Linked DNA regions of Homo sapiens: region 2 is linked to region 1. Evidence: chromatin contacts called from ENCODE Hi-C or POLR2A ChIA-PET data. All regions are on one chromosome and are shown on one strand. The core of a region is the stretch at or near the end of the contact, and the rest is flanking DNA. Distances in the headings are between cores, read along the strand shown. Region 1 holds the start of QTRT1 (queuine tRNA-ribosyltransferase catalytic subunit 1). Region 2 has its middle 13 kb from the start of SLC44A2.

The links. A loop is a pair of places that touch in the nucleus more often than their neighbours do. ChIA-PET counts read pairs that join two places held with the same protein, here RNA polymerase II (POLR2A). Pooled maps may share reads with other maps.
Region 2: a map of endothelial cell of hepatic sinusoid shows a loop between it and region 1 (7-fold over the local background). The contact joins the enhancer-like site here to the promoter of QTRT1 in region 1. A Hi-C loop is called at or near these places in 2 of 168 maps with a recorded cell type or tissue (endothelial cell of hepatic sinusoid and naive thymus-derived CD4-positive, alpha-beta T cell) and 8 of 50 pooled maps. POLR2A ChIA-PET finds 5 or more read pairs at or near these places in 20 of 52 experiments (A673, BJ, CD4-positive, alpha-beta T cell and 14 more).

The regions. Positions count from the first base shown.
Region 1 is chr19:10,700,061-10,702,863 of GRCh38, forward strand. It overlaps QTRT1 (queuine tRNA-ribosyltransferase catalytic subunit 1), which reads left to right and starts at 1,379. Exons shown (of 10, transcript NM_031209.3): 1 at 1,379-1,643; 2 at 1,890-1,958; 3 at 2,056-2,194. The coding sequence starts at 1,401. RefSeq lists enhancers at 1,096-1,844, 1,323-1,412, 2,173-2,362 and a silencer at 1,633-1,692.
Region 2 is chr19:10,611,223-10,614,025 of GRCh38, forward strand. It overlaps a transcript of SLC44A2 not described here. Among named protein-coding and RNA genes, the nearest start is that of SLC44A2, 13 kb to the right of the region's middle. Within about 2 kb of position 1,414, at least 20 of the 41 ENCODE cell types and tissues checked have a DNase peak (open chromatin) inside an H3K27ac peak, as active enhancers do.

The DNA.
Region 1 (2,803 bases), core at 129-2,628:
GTGTACAGTAGCCCAATCATAGCTCACTGCAGCCTCCAACTCTTCAGCTCAAGTGATCCTCCTGCCTCAGCTTCTTGAGTAGCTGAGACTACAGGGGCGTGCCACCACACCATGTTAATGTTTTTGTTTTGATTTTGTTTTTGTTTTTGTTTTTTAGATGAAGTCTCGCTTTGTCGCCCAGGCTGGAGTGCAGTGGCGCAATCGTGGCTCGACCTCCGCCTCCCGGGTTCAAGCGATTCTCCTGCCTCAGCCTCCCGAATAGCTGGGACTACAGGCACGCACCCCCACGCCCGGCTAATTTTTGTATTTTTTTAGTAGAGACGGGGTTTCACCATACTGGCCAGGCTGGTCTTGAACTCCTGACATCGTGATCCGCCCGCCTTGGCCTCCCAAAGTGCTGGGATTACAGGCGTGAGCCACCGTGCCTGGCTCACAACCTGTTAATTTTTTAATTTTTAAAACTTTTTTTTCTTTTTGACACAGAGTTTTGCTCCTGTTACCCAGGCTGGGGTGCAATGGCACGATCTCGGCTCACTGCAAACTCCGCCTCCCAGGTTCAAGCAATTATCCTGCCTCAGCCTTCGGAGTAGCTGGGATTACAGGCATGCACCACCATGCCTGGCTAATTTTGTATTTTTAGTAGAGACGGGGTTTCTCCACATTGGTCAGGCTGGTCTCGAACTCCCAACATCAGGTCATCCGCCCGCCTCAGCCTCTCAAAGCGCTGGGATTACAGGCGTGAGCCACCGCACCCAGCCACACCAGCTTAATTTTTTTTTTTTTTTTTTTTTTGAGATGGAGTCTCGCTCTGTCACCCAGGCTGGAGTGCAGTGGCACGATCTCGGCTCACTGCAAGCTCTGCCTCCCAGGTTCACGCCATTCTCCTGCCTCGGCCTCCGGAGTAGCTGGGACTACAGGTGCCTGCCACTGCGCCCGGCTAATTTTTTGTATTTTTAGTAGAGACGGGGTTTCACTGTGTTAGCCAGGATGGTCTCCATCCCATGACCTCGTGATCCTCCCTCCTCGGCCTCCCAAAGTGCTGGGATTACAGGCGTGAGCCACCACCCCCGGCCCTTTATTCAATCTTTACAAAGTCTTTATGCCGAGATGCTGTAATTCGCCACATTTTATCCAAGAGAAAATTATGGCTAAGAGAGTCTCTGATTGTAGCTCGAAAGTGCTAGGGATGGGATTCGTTCCCAGTTCAATTCTGATTCTTCGCTTTAGCGTGTTGTGGGTAGGAGTTAAATGGGCCCCCAGCCAGGACCAGGGGTTCAAATCCGTTGCCATGGTCCCCCGACGCTTTCCCGGGCTCCAGAACGGATCGCGTGGTCACGTGACAGCGGCCAACATGGCGCCGCCCACTGTGTGGTACGGCCCACGTGGTTCCGACAGTCAAGATGGCGGGAGCAGCTACCCAGGCTTCCCTGGAGTCGGCCCCACGGATCATGCGGCTGGTGGCCGAATGCAGCCGCTCCAGGGCCCGGGCAGGCGAGCTGTGGCTGCCGCATGGGACAGTGGCCACTCCTGTGTTCATGCCAGTGGGCACGCAGGCCACCATGAAGGGCATCACGACCGAACAGCTGGACGCTCTGGGTTGCCGCATCTGCCTGGGCAATACCTACCATCTGGGTCTAAGGCCGGTGGGTGGGCTCTGCCCGCGCGGGGAGGCGGCGAGGCGGCGAGGCGTGGGGAGCCATGGAGCGTCCTCCAGGCCCGGACACTCCTCCCAAAGTCAATCGACCAGCTGTATTGAGCGCCCCCAATGACCAGGCCTTGTACTGGGCGTGAAAGAGCAGCAGGGACTAAAGCTGGCCAGATCTGTCTCCCAAGAAGGGCCCCCAGGGACGCGGTCACCCCTAACCTGACACTTTCTTCCATCAACCCAGGGACCCGAGCTGATCCAGAAAGCCAACGGTCTCCACGGCTTCATGAATTGGCCTCATAATCTGCTAACGGTGAGCTGAGGAGAGAGCCGACGTTCTAGGGCCCTTCTCTGGAGTGAAGGGTCCCCATCTCCACCCCCTGACAGCTTTGCGGTGGGGTTTCCCTTAGGACAGCGGCGGTTTCCAGATGGTGTCGCTGGTGTCTCTGTCCGAGGTGACGGAGGAGGGCGTCCGCTTCCGCTCCCCCTACGACGGCAATGAGACCCTGCTGAGCCCGGAGAAATCCGTGCAGATCCAGAATGCGCTGGGTGAGAGGACCCTGGGGAGCCGCCTCCTTACCCTGTCTGTCAGGGGGTGAAGTTTACACGGGGCCTGTTTTTTAGCTGTTGTGTGGCTTTGAGCAGGTCACTCCTCGCTGAGCTTCAGTTGAACCAACTCAAAGCGGGGGTAAATAGTAGCAGGTCTTTGGTAGAATTGTTGACAAGTACATATGAGATGATGTCAGTAAATCTCCATCCCAGCCATGTAGTAGCTTAAGTATTATTATTGCAGTTTTTCTCTCATTAGCAAATTAAGACTGGACGTGGAAGCTCATGCCTGTAATCCCAGCAATTTGGGAAACTGAGGCGGGAAGATCACTTGAGGCCGGGAGTTGGAGACCAGCTTGGGCAATACAGGGAGACCCTGTCTCTACCAAAATAAAAAATAAAAAATAAAAAAAACAAATTAATTGGACAAATATCTGTTGAAATAATGGTGGCAACAAGAGGATTGGGGAGGCTTTAGGCTTCTCCCATATCCTCAATATCCTTCTTTTTTTTTTTTTTTTTTTTTTTTTTTGAGACAGAATTTTGCTCTTGTTGCCCAGGCTGGAGTGCAATTTTGCGATCTGAGCTCACTGCAACCTCTGCCTCCCG
Region 2 (2,803 bases), core at 164-2,663, 89 kb before region 1:
GGGTAGGTCACTTGAGGTCAGGAGTTCGAGACCAGCCTGACCAAGATGGTGAAACCCCATCTCTGCTAACACTACAAAATTTAGCCAGGCGTGGTGGCAGGTACCTGTAATCTCAGCTACTCAGGGGGCTGAGGCAGGAGAATTGCTTGAACCTGGGCAGCAGAGGTTGCAGTTAGCCAAGATTGCGCCACTGCACTCCAGCCTGGGCAAGAGAGTGAGACACTATTTCAAAAAATAATAAATAAATAAATAAACAAACAAGAGACCCGGTGCAGTGGTTCACTCCTGTAATCCCAGCTGTTTGTGAGGCCAAGGTGGGTGGATCGTGGTTCACTCCTATAATCCCAGCTGTTTGTGAGGCCAAGGTGGGTGGATCGCTTGAGTCCAGGAGTTTGAGACTAGCCTGGGCAACATTGCAAAACCCCTTCTTCCCAAAAATATGCAAAAAAATTAGCTGGTCATGGTGGCTTATGCCTGTGGTCCGAGCCACTCTGGAGGGTGAGGTGGGAGGATTGCTTGAGCCTAGGAGGCAGAGGTTGCAGTGAGCCGACATTGTGCCACTGCACTCCAACCTAGGTAACAGAATGAGACCCCATCTCAAATATACAAGTAAACAAATAAACTCTTACATAATAAAATTAATAAATTCCCTCTGTTCTGGCAGGGGGACTAAAAGCTAATTATAAGTAAGTCCTCAAGTCCATGGAAGATTTTAGCTTTCCATGTGAAAGAATCTTCTACAAATCTTTGGCTAGCTGTTTTCACCTCAGAGGTAGCTCAGCCAAGAAGTCTCCTTCCAGATTGTGACCTATTAATTTCTGTGTGTGTGTGGCATCTGGATCTTTTTAAAGCTTCTTAGGCTGAGCCGGGTGTGGTGGCTCACTCCTATAATCCCAGCACTTTGGGATGCCAGGGCGGAAGGATCACTTGAGCCCAGGAATTTTATACCAGCCTGGGCAACATAGTGAGACCCTGTTTCTGCAAAACAAAAAATTAAAAATTAGCGGGGCGTGGTGGTGCATGCCTGTGGTCCCATCCACTAGGGAGTCTGAGGCGGGAGGATCACTTGAGCCCAGGAGGTCAAGGCTGCAGTGAGCTATGATTGCGCCCCTGCACTTCATCCTGGGCAAAAAAGGAGACCCTGTCTCAAAAAATAAAAAATAAAAAAAGGTTAAATGTTTCTAGAAGCAAATCTCTGGTTTGGTGCCTAACATAGTCCAGCATACAGTAGGCGCTCTATCTTTTGCCCTTAACCCTTCTGAGCCTCCCCACCCAGATGCTGTCCTCAAACCCTTTGTCAAAAGAGGTGTCTGGGCAGCTGGCGATGCTCATTCCCCAGGCACAGACTTCTGGGAAGGCAGAGGCCAGTGGCTGGCTGTACGGGTGAGGCCTTGGGCCGCTGCAGCCCTTGGGGACTTGGCCAGTGTCCGGAAGCTGTGGGGGCTGGGTGGCATTTGATGTCCTGGCACCAGCACTGTGACTGGGCAGGCTGTGGCAGTTCTCTTATCGCCCACGCCCACTGCACTTGGGTGGGTCAGCCGTCACAGCCAGCAAGGCTGGCACCCGAAGGCTGCCTCTCCCAATCCTGGCCTTGTCCAACAGCTCAATTTTCCCAATTTTTCTTCCACACCATTGCCGCAACGTTATCTCTGCTTCTCCCAGTACCTGCCAAGGAAAAGGCCTGGGTTGGCTCCAGCAGGGCGTTGGTTTGACTCCTGGCTGTGCTCCTCACCAGCTGTGTGGCCCGAGCAAGCAACCTCAGTGTGCCCGTCGTGAAATGGGATCACACTAATGGTTAGTGGGGATTGGAGAAGTTTTTGTTTTGTTATTTTTATTTGTTTGGTTTTGGTTTTTTAGAGACAGTGTTTTCTGTCATCCAGGCTGGAGTGCAGTGGCGTGATCACAGCTCACTGCAGCCTCTGCCTCCCGGGCTCAAGCGATTCTCCCACCTCAGCCTCCTGAGTAGCTGGGACCACAGGCATGCACCACCACACCCAGATAATATAGTTATTTTTTACTTTTTATTTTCTTTCTTTTTTTTTTTTGAGATGGAGTCTTGCTCTGTCACCCAGGCTAGAGTGCAGTGGCGCAATCTTGGCTTGCCACAACCTCTGCCTCCTGGGTTCAAGTGATTCTCCTGCCTCAGCCTCCCGAGTAGCTGGGACTACAGGCGCCCACCACTATGCCCGGCTAATTTTTTGTATTTTTAGTAGACATGGGGTTTCACCACGTTGGACAGGCTGGTCTCAAACTCCTGACCTCAAGTAATCTGCCTGCCTTGACTTCCCAAAGTGCTGGGATTACAGGTGTAAGCCACTGCGCCTGGCCAAGTTGAAGACTTTGGCTGGGTGTAGTGGCTCATGCCTGTAGTTCAAGCACTTTGGGAGGCTAAGGCAGGAGGACTGCTTGAACCCAGGACTTTGAGACCAGCCTGGGCAACATAGTGAGACCCCGTCTCTTTAAGAAAAATGGAAGAGGGTGGTAGCAGAGTCAGAGGAGGACATGGAACGACGGAAGCGAGGTGGGTTTGATGTGATTGCTGTCTTTAAAAATGGAAGAAGTGGCCAGGAGCCAAGGAATGTGGGCGGCCTCTAGAAGGTGAAACAGACAAGGAAACAGATTTTCCCCTAAAATCTCCGAAAGAAACAGCCCTGCCTACACATCGATTGTAGCCCAGTGAGATGCATTTTGTGCTTCTGTCCTCCTGAGCTGTGAGATAATAAATTTGTGGTTTTTATTTATTATTATTATTATTATTTTTGAGACGAGTTTTGCTCTTGTTGCCCAGGCTGGAGTGCAGTGA